Linked DNA regions of Homo sapiens: all the other regions are linked to region 3. A link is a contact called in ENCODE Hi-C or POLR2A ChIA-PET data. All regions are on one chromosome and are shown on one strand. The core of a region is the stretch at or near the end of the contact, and the rest is flanking DNA. Distances in the headings are between cores, read along the strand shown. Region 1 holds the start of THOC5 (THO complex subunit 5). Region 2 holds the start of ASPHD2 (aspartate beta-hydroxylase domain containing 2). Region 3 holds the start of TTC28-AS1 (TTC28 antisense RNA 1). Region 4 holds the start of TPST2 (tyrosylprotein sulfotransferase 2). Region 5 holds the start of AP1B1 (adaptor related protein complex 1 subunit beta 1).

Region 1 (2,700 bases), core at 97-2,596, 1.6 Mb after region 3:
GTGAGGAGCACCTCTGCCCGGCTGCGACCCCGTCTGGGAGGTGAGGAGCGTCTCTGCCCGGCTGCCCCGTCTGAGAGGTGAGGAGCCCCTCCACCCAGCAGCCGCCCCGTCCGGGAGGTGGGGGGCAGCCCCCGCCCGGCCAGCCGCCCCGTCCGGGGGGGAGGTGGGGGCCAGCCCCAGCCCGGCCAGCCGCCCCGTCGGGTCGGGGGTAGGGGGGCGCCTCCGCCTGGCCGCCACCCCGTCCGGGAGGTGGGGGGCGCCTCTGCCCGGCCGCCCCTTCTGGGAGGTGAGGAGCCCCTCTGCCTGGCCGCCACCCCGTCTGGGAGGTGTACCCAACAGCTCATTGAGAACGGGCCATGATGACGATGGCGGTTTTGTCTAGTAGAGAGGGGGGAAATGTGGGGAAAAGATAGAGAAATCGGATTGTTGCTGTGTCTGTGTGGAGAGAGGTGGACAAGGGAGACTCCATTTTGTTCTGTACTGAGAGAAATTCTTCTGCCTTGGGATGCTGTTGGTCTATAGCCTTACCCCCAACCCCGTGCTCTCTGAAACATGTGCTGTGTCCACTCAGGGTTAAATGGATTAAGGGCGGGGCAAGATGTGCTTTGTTAAACAGAAGCTTGAAGGCAGCATGCTCCTTAAGAGTCATCACCACTCCCTAATCTCAAGTACCCAGGGACACAAACACTGCGGAAGGCTGCAGGGTCCTCTGCCTAGGAAAACCAGAGACCTTTGTTCACTTGTTTATCTGCTGACCTTCCCTCCACTATTGTCCTATGACCCTGCCAAATCCCCTCTGCGAGAAACACCCAAGAATTATCAATAAATACTAAAACAAACAAACAAACAAATTTTTAATAAACGGTAGTAGAGGTGGTAAGTTGATCTGGCAAAGCCTACAAAGACCGGACCTGAAAGGCTTAAGTGTGGGAAATCCTGACTTTGGCAACACAGTAGAGTGCCTGGCACACCGAAGAGCACGATATATGTGAGCTGTTACCATCACCACCACCCCCACCCCCATCAGGCTACATTACCACAATCAAGAGGCTCCAACGTGAAGCCTGAGGATGCTGCAGCGAACACTTTTCGGATGAGGTAACAGCGCAGCGCCGAGAGGCCGGGGACCGCGGGTAGTGAGGGAGGAGAAGCCGGGTCAGACCCCAGCCCAGGGGCGCCCTTTGGGCGATCAGCACCTCAGTCCCGGAGCGCCCAGCCCCGCCCCATCTCCCAGCCCCACTGCCCTTGTCCCCTCCTCACCTCACAGCTCCAAGAACCTGGCACCGGGAGTAAGCCACTGCCGGAGGCGGAGCAAAGCTTGCCCGCGCACCATAGAGAACCGGAAGTAAGGAAGGGGCGGCCGACCGGAAGCGAGGCGTAGAGGCCGGAAGCTCAGCGCGGAGGCCCCCGAGGGAGGTGGTGGCGTGGTGAGACTGTAAAAACAAAGACACATGCTTCTCGTTCACTGTGCCCAGGGCCTAAGAGAGTGTCCAGCAGCTAGTGGGCGCTCCACCGAGTAGTTGAATTAATGTTGTGTTATGTCCAAGATAACACGAAAGAACCTGGTAGCGCGGCGGGGAAGATTTCGGCGCTAGAGGATTTGCCTGCATAACCTTACTTCTTAATTATTATTTTTACCATAATATGCCACGCCAGTGAAGGCAACAAGTCAGGGAGGGCATTAACCTCATTTTACACTTGGCTTTTTGAGGAGTGCATCACCAGTTTCTCCATTTTAGGCCTGACTTGCCCAGGACAGAGTCACAACTCTAACGCAGTATTTGAAAGCTTCAGGTATTTCCTACCCCTGGCATGAACTGTACAAACAAGGCCCAGGATTTTTTCGTGTAAATCCTCATCTGGAGCTAGTAACACGTGTCCTGAATCCCTGGTTGTACGGGGCCAGTTCCTTCTCCTTCCCAGGAGCAAGGAGGAAAATACTGGCTCTTTTTTATTTTTATTTTTATTTGAGACAGAGTTTTGCTCTCTCACCCAGGCTGAAGTGCAGTGGCGCAATCCCCGCTCACTGCAAACTCCGACTCCAGGGTTTAAAGGATTCTCCTGCCTCAGCCTCCTAAGTAGCTGGGATTACAGGCATGCACCACCATGCCCAGCTAATTTTTGTATTTTTAGTAGAGACAGGGTTTCACCATGTTGCCCAGGCTGGTCTTGAACTCCTGACCTCACTCAAGTGATCTGCCCACCTCGGACTTCCAAAATGCTGGGATTACAGGCGTGAGCCACTGCACCCAACCAGTACTGACTGTTGAGAATAGCTCAAGAACACAGTACCCTCCAGGAGGGTAGATCTGCCATGTGGGACTAAGCCCACCAGCTCTACTGTGCCCTGCCTCAGGCACCTGCTAAAGTTCCTTGCAGATGAAGAAAAGACACTGATTTATAGTAAATATTTAATTGTTTCCATCAGCAATTCCAGCACAAGTTTTCCTGGATGGTAGGCAGAATCAAGCTACCCAAGGGTTCATGATGAGGTATGGGGGTCACTGAGGAGACCCCCAGAGTCACTGACCCCTCCCGCCACCTCCACACACCAGGTGGCCCTGCAGAATGAGGGTTGGGCTGATAGAATGTCAATTAGGGGAGACAGGATACAGGGTGAGGGAACAGGGTCTAGCTTGTATATTTGCCTGCAGGAAGGAGGGAGGGCAGGAGAGACTCTGCATAGAAGGACTGGAACTA
Region 2 (2,700 bases), core at 84-2,583, 1.5 Mb before region 3:
GGTCCTGGGACAGGGAGTAGGTGGGTTCTGGAACAGGAAGGAGGTATGTTCTGGAACAGGGTGAAGGTGGCTTCTGGAATAGGGAGGAGGTGGGCTCTGGGACAGGGTGGAGGTGGGTCCTGGGACAGGGAGGAGGTGGGTCCTGGGACAGGGTGGAAGTGGGTCCTGGGACAGAAAGAAGGTAGGTTCTGGAAGAGGGAGGAGGTGGGCTCTGGAAGAGGGAGGAGGTGGGTTCTGGAAGAGGGAGGAGGTGGGTTCTGTAACAGGAAGGAGGTGAGTTCTGGCACAGGGTGGAGGTGGGTCCTGGGACAGGGAGGGAGGTGGGTTCTGGAACAGGAAGGAGGTACGTTCTGGAACAGGGTGAAGGTGGCTTCTGGAATAGGGATGAGAAATGGATTCTGGGACAGACATGAGGTGGCTTCTGGGCCATGTTAGAGATAAATTCTGGGACACAAGAGAGGTGGGTCTGGGACAGAGACAGATGGATTGTGGGCGGGCCATCCTACTCTATGCTCCCAGAACCCACCCATGCAGTTTCCCTGGCGCCCCTAACACATCCCGTAGCCACTGTTAGTCTCCCCCAGGTCTTAGCTCAAACGTCACCTCCTCCAAGCAGCCTCCTTGGGGCCTCCATTCGCAGCTCATCAGTCCCCTGGTCAGACAACCGTCCTGCCTGTACTTCCCCTCCTAAACCCTACCCGGGGGTGAGGGTCCCCTCCCGCTAGACGGTGGCTCACTGAGGGCAGGGCGGGCCTGAGCGCTCACCGCGCACGCTCAGCGCAGCTGGCAGGGACGGGGACCCAGGCTGGCCCATCATTACTGTACTGAGCGAATGAGTTTTCCATGAGACTAAGAATCTGGTTTGATTTGCGGTTCCATTCCAAGTGCCTGAGGGCCTCAGAAGTCCGTGTTGAGTCCATCAATAAAGGAAAGAAGGCGTTAGGGCGAGAGGAAGTGAGGTGGGGGGGAAGTGAAAGAGAATGAAAAGGAGGAAATGGAGACGAGGGCGACTCAGAGAGGAACAGAGAGACAGAGGGAGGGAGAACTGAGAAAGACACAGAGCGAAAAACGAAAGAGCGAAGGAAGCGACGCGAGCCTTTCTTAATGAATGACTGCACGCCCGTCGCCGCCTGCGCGCAACCTCGGGCTGGGCGGGCGCTGCGTCTCGGGGCGCACTGCCAGGACCCTCCGGAGCGGCGGCGGGCGCGGCCTCGGGTCGCCTCCCGCACTGCGAGCGCAGGTGCCGGGTGCAGGGGGGTCCCCGGCCCCGCCCCGCAGGCCCCGCCCCCCCGTACCCCCTCCCCCGGCGGCCCAGCGCGCGCGGCATTGTGGGAGTTGTGGTCTTCGCGGCCCCGCGGAGCGCAGCGCGGCGTCGGCACCGGCAGGGGCACCGGCGCGGCTTAGGCTCGGGCTCGGGCTCCGGCTCGGGCTCCCGCGGCGTGGGCTGGGCAGCAGCCAGGCGGCGGCTCCGCGGCGCCGGGCAGGGGCCGTCCGCGGGTCCGCGCCCTCGGGCGGCGGCGTCTCCTGGGTCCCGGCAGCCGTCCGCGCGCCCGGGCGCAGGTAAGCTTCGTCTCCGGGGGCTGCCGGGGCGGGAGGGCGGCGCGGCTGGGCCGACCCCAGGACAGGGGTTGGAGGCGGGAGCCCGGCAGCTGCAGGCCCACGGCCCTCCCTTACCGGCGCCGCCGCCGCCGCCGCCCCCGCCGAGGATGCTCCGGGACCCGGGCGCCCGCATCCCGGCCCGGCCGAGGCCAGTGCTCGTACGTGCTAAGCGCCGCCGCCTCGGAGCCGGGCATCACCCTCCCTAGACCTCCTCCTACTCCTCTTCCCTGCCCCATCGTGGTCCCTTCCTCCATCTCCCTTCTCCCCTGTGACCCCTCTTTCCTCACCTCCTGTCCCCTCCCCCAGCCCTCAGCATCACCCACTTCCCATATTTCACGTGGTGACCCTCCTCCCCTGTCCCACGAATTATGAGGCGCCATAAACCTCCTTCCACAATCTTGAGCTGATCGTCCACTTTTCCGGGCAACACTCACCTTTCCATCGTCCCATCCCCCTCCTCCCCTGACCTCCTGGTGGTCACCATCTGTGCTAACCCATCTTCAGCCCTCCCCTCTTTCCCACTCTCCAGGGCAGGTGGGTGCTGAGAAGCTGGCCAAGAGAGGGAAGGTCCCCAGGTCTGCACCGGGAAGGGCTGGCCCCACGGCATCTCTCTGGCTCCTGAGTGGAGAGGGTGACAGGCATCACACACCTTGCCCAGTGCTGCTCACTGGGGGGCTTCCAGGGTGACTTGGCCTCATCCTGAGGGTGAGCAGACACTCTTTGGCATTAGGCAGCCTCTGGGAATGGACATCTGAACTAGGCTGACCAGGTCAGGCCTGACACCGGCTCTCCCAGGTGTTCATGGTGTGAGAAGTTGTCTTGGATTGGACTTGCTCTCCAACTGGCCATGGATTTGGACTCAATTCCCCAGAGCCAACTGAGCTGGAAGATCTGGGGTTGCTTATTATTAAAGTGCAGAGCTGCAATGAGATGTCCCCATCCCTGATGAGGACAGAAATAACACAGATGACAATGAACAGATGTGCGAAGGAAGCTGGAAGCTACTGTGGTCACTGGGCAAGGAGCTGTCGGGGGAGAGAGTCTCTCCTCTCCCCACTGGGTAGATGGGGAGTTGTCACTAGGTAGCTGTGAGGATCAAAT
Region 3 (2,700 bases), core at 201-2,700:
GTCTGAGCAAAGACCTGGAAGAAGGTGAGTTAGTGTGCCAAGGGAAGAACACTTCAAGCAAAGGGAACAAAAGCAGGTGGAAAGGTCTTGAACTGAACTTATTCTAGAGTAGCAGAGGAACAGCAAGGAAGCTTGCGAAGATGGAATGGGCAAGGAAAAGGTAGTAAATGAGATCAGGGCAGGAAAAAAAAGTGTAAAGCCTTGTAGCTGTTGCAGAGGCTTTGACTTTTATTCTGGGTGAGACAGGGAGTCTTTGGGAGGTATTAAGTCTCAGAGAAGTGCATCAGTGACTTTTTAAAGGAGGTTTAAGAACACTAAAAATAAGGTGTCTGAAAAAAGCTAAATTAAGCCAAAAATATTTCTAAGAATTTAAAATGAAGAATTTGAAAACCAACGAATGGGCCATACTCGACCTCCCTAGCTGCCCAAAGGATGCTGACGACACGAACCAGCTGTGACAGACGAACATTCAGAGGCAAGCAGATTTCCGTAATGTTTACAGTCCTTGCCAGTAGGAAAAGCCGTGACTTTTCAACAAAATCACTTGGCCAGTCGGATGCACCTCGAAATCCCTCCATTTGACAGAGCACGTGTTAACTTCTAAGAAAGTAGGTGGGGCCCGGGATGTCACCTCATCTTAAAACATGCGGAAACCAAAAAGAGAAAAGGCTCTCCCGTCAAGTCAGCGGAGCTGCCCAGGAGAGCGGAGGCTTTCCGGAATCCCGGCTCCACCACGAACTTCAAGGCGCCAGCGTCCCACCGCGAGTCCTGACACGAGGGCTGCCTTCAACCGGCAAGCCCATCTCCCGCTGGTTACCAGGGGACTCCACCCCGGACGACAAATCACAGTCAGAACCAACGTGTCTCTCCCACCCTCGGACTGCGGCTCCTTCCCACCGGCGGGCCTGGGGGTGGGCCCAGACCCAGCCTGGGGGTGGGGGGTTGGGGAGAAGGCGGGTCCCAGCGGAAACTCCCGGCCGCGCCTTCCCGAGCCATGCGCTCGGGCCGGGACCCAGCCGCCTTCGCCCCGGGGAAGGGAGAGGGCGTGTTACCACGGCAATGCCTGGAGGGCCGAGGGGCGCACTCGCTGAGGGGCTTCGAAGGGGCCGGGGGAGGGAGGGGGCGCCCGCAGGGAGGGGCTGACACAGGGCTGACTCCGATTTAGGAATATCCTACCACTTCTCCATCAACAAATCTCCCATCACTGCCGTCCCACGGCCTCGCTCGCGCCCACAGACCCACTCACAATTCCTTGATCAGCACCATCTTCCCGGAACCCCCTCACAGCTGCCGCCGATACCACCGCCGCCGCCGCCGCTACCGCCTCTCACAGCGCCTGCGCGGCCCCGCCTCCCTGCCCCCCCGAGCCACCATCGCGCCTGCGTGCTTACACCCTTCCGCCGCGACCAGTCGCGTCAGCGCGCGAGGGGGCCTAGCTCCGCCCAGTTTCGTGCCCCACCCCGGGCACACGAGGCCTCCACTGCGGTTGCGCAGCCTGCCGAAGAGCGTGCGGCTTCTACTGCGGCTGCGCAAGCTCGACGCGCGCACTCTTGTCTGCTTACGAGGGCTCCTCCCTTCAGCTTTGGTCCCTCGGGGCGTCTGGGCAGCCTACGCTTTCCGGTGAGTTTTCCAGTTGGTTCTTTGGAAGCCGTTTTGCGGTGACTGGTTTTCTGCTCTCTCTCACTGCTCCGAGTCAGGGCCCACCTCCTTGACCGACACCTCACCTCCATAGTCCACATAAAAGACTCCTGACAGGTTCTGGAGGCAGCCGACGCCAGCTTCTGTTCCCCTCCCCAGCCCTTGGCAGCTCAGGTTCCGCGGGAGGACGTTCACCTGCTTCGCGGTCTCGTGGAGGTCCACCGCGGCGGAGAATCCTAAACCTCACCTGTGACTCGGCAGGATGAGCGGCCAGCACTCCCGACGGAGGCCCTCTGGGAGAAAAGAGGCCCTTGGCCTCGAGACCCAGGAAAGCGGGCTGTTCAGGAGTTGGTTCGCGCAGTTACACCGAAAGCGCCGTGGGCCTCAAAGCCGCAGCCCGGAGGTCGCTGGCTTGCTCTGTGTCAGACACGGTTCTAGGCAGTGGGGATGCATCTAGAAGCAGACACAGTCCCTGTTCTCAAGAAGCTCACAGTCTAGAGGAGACAACTCACTTGGAAAGAAAGCAGGGAGAATTTGGGGTGGTGGGGAAGTGCTATGCTATGAATACAGTGGAGTACTGGGAGAAGCAGAGGACTCAAGACAAGGGCTGTCTTAGGAGGCGGTGTTTGAGCCTAGCCTGTTAGGATGTGAGAGGGGCATTCCAGTTGGAGGGAAATATGACCCGAGGATGGAGTAAGCCTAGGGTGTTCAAGGATCAGCTAGAGGGCAGATGTGGCCAGAACATCCTAAGTGAGGGTGGGAAATGAGCTGGGACCAACTGGATTACTAGGCCATAGTAAAGAATTTGTCTTCTAAGAACCATGAGAACCTGTTGAAAGGCTATTAAGACGATTAAAATATCACGAAAACATTTTTGTATAAACATCTGGTGTATCTGATAGTGGAATACATCTGTGGAGTTAGGGCTGCCTCCAAAAAAATAACGGAAATGGACTGACTCAGTGACTCCCAGGGACTGCCTTAGGAGAAAGTTTCTGGAATGTCAGAACTTCCAGAAACTTTCTCCTAAGGCAGTCCCTGGAGTCACCGAGTTTCTCTTAT
Region 4 (2,700 bases), core at 185-2,684, 1.3 Mb before region 3:
TAAACCCAGCTTTACAGTTATGGAAACTGAGACTAGATCGGAAGGAAAATGCGTCGCCCGGGCCACATCACTACTAAATCCGGTGTGTCACAGATCTGTTCAAATCCAGAAGCCTACCCTCGCCAGCAGACCACCCTGCTGAGATGAAAGGGTTATCACATGGAGGCTAGGGAGAGGTGTCCACCCACAGCCCAGTCTGGCAGACAGACATGCAAGGGAATGTCTGTTGGGAAGTGAGAAAAAGGGCTGGCTAACTCTGTGGGGTTCAAAACAGGAAGCACCCAACAATACCAGGAGAATGCCAGGGAAGGCTTCCCGGAGGAGGTGCTGCTTGAGGGGGCTTCTGTAGGATAAGTAGGAGTTCAACAGCCCGCCTCCTCAACATCCCCAAGGACATTAAGTCAGGAGGCCTGTGAGTGAGTTTCAGCTCTGCCACATCCTAGCTGTGAATCCTAGGGTCACGGGCAGGTGACCTCTCCAAGCCTCAGTCTCCCCATCTGTAAAAGGGGAAGGGGGCAAGAGGTTAGGCACGGTTCTTTCTAATGACTCTGCTGAGGTGGATGGTTCCTTCCCTAGGGAACGGGCCTTTGAGTGGGAATGCCAGACCTCGACCTCTGTCCCATCTAACAACGACTCTGCCAGGTCAGGCGTGCTCAGCCTCTGAGCCCATGCTCCCAGTCCCCTGCTACCAGTCCCAGTCCCGGCTTTCCGGGCACCTCCCATCCAGCTCACACCGAGAAGCGGAGTTTACGGAGGGAGGTTGGGGGTTGGGGTGGGATCCTCGGGTCAAATTCCTCTCCACTCCTCACCAGTGACCTCCAAGTTCACTAGGGCTCCCCAACCCAGTGCTCCCAGCGCCCACCTCCCCAGCCGACGATTTCCGCCCCCAACGCCTCCACTTCTGACGCTCCTCGCAACTCCACGGCTGCTGCAAGTTAACTTCCACGCGCCCTGGCGCCCGCCTGGGGGTCCCCGCGCGCCTGGGCGAGGTTGGGGACTCCGGAGGCGGGGACGCGCCGCCCTCCCCCCCAGTCCCCCCGCCAACAGACGCTGAGCGTCTCCCAGGCGCTGGGTCCGAAGCGGGAAGCGTGGTAACGGGGGCCCGGTGGATGCCGCACCCCGCGGAAAGCGCTCGGGACGCCGAGCGGGTGCGGATCCCAGAACCGCGCGCCCGCGCCGCCTGCCTGCCTCCCAGATCCCAGCTCCCAGCCCCGGAGCCCGAGCAGTCGCGCCGGGCCCGGAGGCAGCCGCCAGGACGGAGGGCTGCCAGGCGCCCGAGGCCGACCCGCACGGCCCCCAGCCCGCGCCCCCGGTTGCAACCCGAGGCCACCCCCTGCCGCCCCAGGGCCACCTACCGTGGCGAGACGCGGCGAGGCAGCCCCACGCACCCAGCGACTCCCGGCTCTCCAGCCGCCCCAGCCGGGGAAGGGGGAGGTGCCCGCGCGGGGGCGGGGCCGCGGCGACGTGACGTACGGGGGCGGGCCCGATACGCGGCCCCGCCCCGCCCCGCCCCATCCCCTCCACTGCGCCTCGGGACCGCGAGGTGAGCAGAGGCTGGTCGGGAAGTTTCCCGGAGGCTCGCCCCGGGAACCCCGCCCCGCCGCCCTGGAAGCCCCTGTCTGCTCGCTGGCTTACCCCTAGGACGGGCAGCTCACCACTTCTCCCGGTCAGTTCTGTTTAAGAGAAGTTCCTTTCTGCCTGTAAGCAATGAAGTGGAATGATCACCAAAAAGTGGTGTAAGAAAAGAAAAGTAGACCCGCAGCGGGGTGTATTCGTGCTACTGTTTGTGTAAAACACAGAAAAAAGAAAGGGGTGGTCTGATGTATAGTCATACACACCAGTGGTTTTGGAGGGAGTTTTTGTGGATATACCACATTCTCTCCATTTATCAGGGATTTTGCCCTGACATCCCTCCACCACCACGACATTTGGCAATCTCTGAAGACATTTTTGGTTGTCATAACTGGGGAAGTGGAGAGGCGATACTGGCATCTAGTGAGTAGAGGCCTGGAATGCTGCTAAACATTCTGCGGTGCATAGGACACCCTTTCCACCCCCAGCCCTGCCACTACCCCCCCAAAAAAAACCCTGCAAAAAATGCCGAATAGCGTAAAGGTTGTGAAGCCCTGATATACACAAATGAAACAAAACTCCTGACTGATAAATCTTAGCACAGTCTAAGTTCTATAACCTTTCAGTGCTTCTGCTTCTTCATGTGTAAAATTGGAAAAATAATAGAGCTATCTATGCATCGTATGCTTGTGCATTGAATACCTGAAGAAAAGGTAGGGTAGGCATGCAGGCTTACTTTTCATTGTGAACTTTGGTTCTTTGTTCTCTTTTAACTTTCTATTTGCCATATGTATATATTATCTGTTTAAAATAAATTTCTGGGTCAGGTGCATGGCTCACACCTGTGATTCTAGCACTTTGGGAGGCGAGGCGGGCGGATCACTTGAGGCTAGGAGTTCAAGACCAGCCTGGCCAAAATGGTGAAACCTCGTTTCTAATAAAAATACGAAAATGACTTTGGGAGGCCAAGGTGGGTGGATCACATGAGGTCAGGAGTTCGAGACCAGCCAGGCCAACATGGCGAAACCCTGTCTCTACTAAAAATACAAAAATTAGCCGGGTGTGGTGGTACATGCCTGTAGTCCCAGCTACTCAGGAGGCTGAGACAGGAGAATCGCTTGAACCTGG
Region 5 (2,700 bases), core at 122-2,621, 1.5 Mb after region 3:
TTTATCCTAAAGAAAGTAAGTCGAATGCCCCTTATGAAGATCAGACAAAAAGCAATAAGGCTACATCGTGACATAAATCCAAATAAATACAACGGCAGCTAAAAATCTTTTTTTTTTTTTTTTTTTTGAGACGGAGTCTCACTCCGTGGCCCAGGCTGGAGTGCAGTCGCACGATCTCGGCTCACTGCAACCTCCACCTCCTGGGTTCAAGCGATTCTCCTGCCTCAGCCTCCCAAGTAGCTGGGATTACAGGCGTACGCCACCATGTCTGGCTAATTTTTGTATTTTTATTGGAGACAGGGTTTCACCATGTTGGTCAGGCTGGTCTTGAACTCCTGACCTCACGATCCACCCGCCTCAGCTTCCCAAAGTGCTGGGATTACAGGCGTGAGCCACCATGTCTGGCTAAAAGTCTTAAATATCCCCTACACCCCAACCTTAACTCCAGTCTTTCCTTTGTCTCTGTACTTTGCAGGTCTCTGACAGCCTGGCAGAAAACCTGGCCTTGCCTCTACTACCCGAATGACCTTACATGTGGGATTTAACCTCTCTGTGCCTCAGGGTCCTCATCGATAAAATAGGGATATTTAATCCCCACAAAGGTTGCTGTGAAGTTTAAATGTGTCATTGTAAGGAAAGTGCTTAGCACAGTGCCCGGTACACAGAAGGGACTCGATAGCCACTAGCAAGCATCTCCCTCGTTATTTTGCAGCATTATCACCGGTGTCTCCATTCAGTTAACTTGTCTTAGAGGCTCCAACAAACAAGACCAAGCCAGTGCCTAGCCGGAGGCGGGCGGCACGGGACCGTTTTCTAGTTTTTTTTTCTTTCTTCTTTTTCAACCTTGGCAAAGAGATAACGCCCTGAACAACGAGGAGGCCTCAGGATGGCCATGGAGGTGAGTCCGAAAGAGGAAATCAGAGCCCGAAGAGTTTTCCCTCAGGCCAGTGGGGAATTCCTCGGGGCCTAAGTCCTGTCTCTCCGGGCGGAAGCCCCAGGAGGTGCTGCGGGTATGGGGCGGCCGAGGAACAGGCCGGCGGCCAAGTGGGCGCGAATGAATGAACGAACCCTCAGCCCTTCCTCCTCCTCTGGCTGGGGACGTCGCTCGCGCCCCTGCAGCGCCGCGTCCTCTTCATGACCTCTGACCCCGCAAACCCCTCACCTAGGACCCCTGACCCCTCGCCCCACTTCTTCTCCTGGCTCGCCCGGGTCCCCGCTTCCTCACCCGCAGGTCCCAATAGCTCCCGGCGCCCCGGCTCGGTTCGGCTTGGCACCAAAATGTCCGCGGCCTCCACCTCTCGCTCTCCCGGTGCGTCCGGGCTGCCGGCGGCTCGGAGCCCCGCGGCTGTCACCTGCCGGGCGGAAGTGAGCTGCCCGCGCGCGGGTACTTCCGGTGGACGCAAGGCCTGAAGGCGGGGTCAAGGGTACAACCCTGGCGGGGGTGGTGCCCGTGGGGCGGGGCAAGAAAAGGGGAAGAGCCCAACGGTATTAACCCCTCGGCAGCCGCGGCGCTGCTATGCTGCAGTCTCCCGCAGAGCCCTTGGGAAACCATCCCGCTAGCCAATTCAGCGTGAGGGGGCCGGGCAAGGTCGTAGGGAGTTTGAAGTCCATCTTCTGTGTAAAGACGGCAAATCTGAGGTTCTAAGAGGGGCAGGGTTTTGCTCAAGGTCACTCATTTTTTGTTTGTTTGTTTGAAATAGGGTCTTGCTCTGTTGCTCAAGCTAGAGTGCAGTGGCTCGAAGATCTGGGCTCACTGCACCCTCCGCCTCCCAGGCTCAGGTGATCCTCTCACCTCAGCCTCCCAAGCAGCTGGGACCACAGGTGCGCAGCACTACGCCCGGCTAATTACTTATTATTTACTTATTTATTTTTTGTAGAGAGAGTCTCACTTTATTGCTCAGGCTGGTCTCGAAATCATGGACCCGAGAGATCCTCCCGCCTCGGCTTCCCAAAGTGCTGGGATTACAGAGGGGTCTCTCTCTGTCCAAACTAGGTTTACAGCTCTAGTTTGGACCCCTCCATTCTTAAGATGAGTGACCTTGAGCCAGACACAGTGGCTCATACCTGTAGTCCCAGCTACTCGGGAGCCTGAGGCAGGAGAATAGCTTGAGCCCAGGAGGTTGAGGTTACAGTGAGCTATAATTGCAGCACTGCACTCCAGCCTGGGCGACAGATCCAGACCCTGTCTCAAAAAAAGAAAAAAAATGGCCGGGCATGGTGGCTCACACCTGTAATCCCAGCACTTTGGGAGGCCGAGGCGGGCGGATCACAAGGCCAGGAGATCGAGACCATCCTGGTTAACATGGTGAAACCCCGTCTCTACTAAAAACACAAAATATTAGCCGGGTGTGGTGGCAGGCGCCTGTAGTCCCAGCTACTCAGGAGGCTGAGGCAGGAGAATGGCGTGAACCCGGGAGGCAGAGCTTGCAGTGAGCCGACATCACACCACTGCACTCCAGCCTGGGCGACAGAGCAAGACTCCGTCTCAAAAAAAAAAAAAAAGAAAAAAGAAAAAAACCATCTGCAATCCCACTGACCTAAGACAATCACTTTTAATATTTTGGTGAATATTCTTCCAAACTTGATAGATCATTTGTTTTTTTTTGTTTGTTTGTTTTGAGACAGGGTCTCGCTCTGTTGCCCGGACTGGAGTGCAGTGTCGTGATTTTGGCTCACTGCAACCTCTGCCTCCCAGGTTCA

The links. Hi-C counts contacts between places; a loop is a spot of excess contacts on that map. ChIA-PET counts read pairs that join two places held with the same protein, here RNA polymerase II (POLR2A). Pooled maps may share reads with other maps.
Region 1: a pooled map shows a loop between it and region 3 (13-fold over the local background). The contact joins the promoter of THOC5 here to the promoter of TTC28-AS1 in region 3. A Hi-C loop is called at or near these places in 5 of 50 pooled maps. POLR2A ChIA-PET finds 5 or more read pairs at or near these places in 2 of 52 experiments (activated B cell and activated naive CD8-positive, alpha-beta T cell).
Region 2: a loop to region 3 is called in a map of CD4-positive, alpha-beta T cell, with 4 times the contacts of the local background. The contact joins the promoter of ASPHD2 here to the promoter of TTC28-AS1 in region 3. A Hi-C loop is called at or near these places in 1 of 168 maps with a recorded cell type or tissue (CD4-positive, alpha-beta T cell), 5 of 37 single-sample maps with no recorded cell type and 11 of 50 pooled maps.
Region 4: a loop to region 3 is called in a map of CD8-positive, alpha-beta T cell, with 37 times the contacts of the local background. The contact joins the promoter of TPST2 here to the promoter of TTC28-AS1 in region 3. A Hi-C loop is called at or near these places in 1 of 168 maps with a recorded cell type or tissue (CD8-positive, alpha-beta T cell), 2 of 37 single-sample maps with no recorded cell type and 8 of 50 pooled maps.
Region 5: a loop to region 3 is called in a map of CD4-positive, alpha-beta memory T cell, with 9 times the contacts of the local background. The contact joins the promoter of AP1B1 here to the promoter of TTC28-AS1 in region 3. A Hi-C loop is called at or near these places in 1 of 168 maps with a recorded cell type or tissue (CD4-positive, alpha-beta memory T cell), 1 of 37 single-sample maps with no recorded cell type and 8 of 50 pooled maps.

What each region holds. Positions count from the first base shown.
Region 1 is chr22:29,552,411-29,555,110 of GRCh38, forward strand. It overlaps THOC5 (THO complex subunit 5), which reads right to left and starts at 1,347. Exons shown (of 20, transcript NM_003678.5): 1 at 1,261-1,347. It overlaps NIPSNAP1 (nipsnap homolog 1), which reads right to left. Exons shown (of 10, transcript NM_003634.4): 10 at 2,398-2,700. RefSeq lists enhancers at 1-169, 1,567-2,264, 1,648-1,717 and a silencer at 1,058-1,247.
Region 2 is chr22:26,427,927-26,430,626 of GRCh38, forward strand. ASPHD2 (aspartate beta-hydroxylase domain containing 2) reads left to right here and starts at 1,334. Exons shown (of 4, transcript NM_020437.5): 1 at 1,334-1,560. RefSeq lists silencers at 1,175-1,304, 1,425-1,484.
Region 3 is chr22:27,917,926-27,920,625 of GRCh38, forward strand. TTC28-AS1 (TTC28 antisense RNA 1) reads left to right here and starts at 1,451. Exons shown (of 5, transcript NR_026963.1): 1 at 1,451-1,620. PITPNB (phosphatidylinositol transfer protein beta) reads right to left here and starts at 1,331. Exons shown (of 12, transcript NM_012399.5): 1 at 1,247-1,331. The coding sequence starts at 1,266. MIR3199-1 (microRNA 3199-1) reads right to left here and starts at 2,687; the gene lies at 2,600-2,687. MIR3199-2 (microRNA 3199-2) reads left to right here and starts at 2,601; the gene lies at 2,601-2,686. RefSeq lists enhancers at 531-1,516, 1,517-2,501, 1,672-1,851 and silencers at 782-1,101, 1,292-1,361.
Region 4 is chr22:26,588,698-26,591,397 of GRCh38, forward strand. It overlaps TPST2 (tyrosylprotein sulfotransferase 2), which reads right to left and starts at 1,435. Exons shown (of 7, transcript NM_003595.5): 1 at 1,356-1,435. It also overlaps a transcript of CRYBA4 not described here. RefSeq lists enhancers at 633-1,133, 1,650-1,789 and silencers at 980-1,159, 1,170-1,539.
Region 5 is chr22:29,387,199-29,389,898 of GRCh38, forward strand. It overlaps AP1B1 (adaptor related protein complex 1 subunit beta 1), which reads right to left and starts at 1,372. Exons shown (of 23, transcript NM_001127.4): 1 at 1,226-1,372. It also overlaps a transcript of RFPL1 not described here.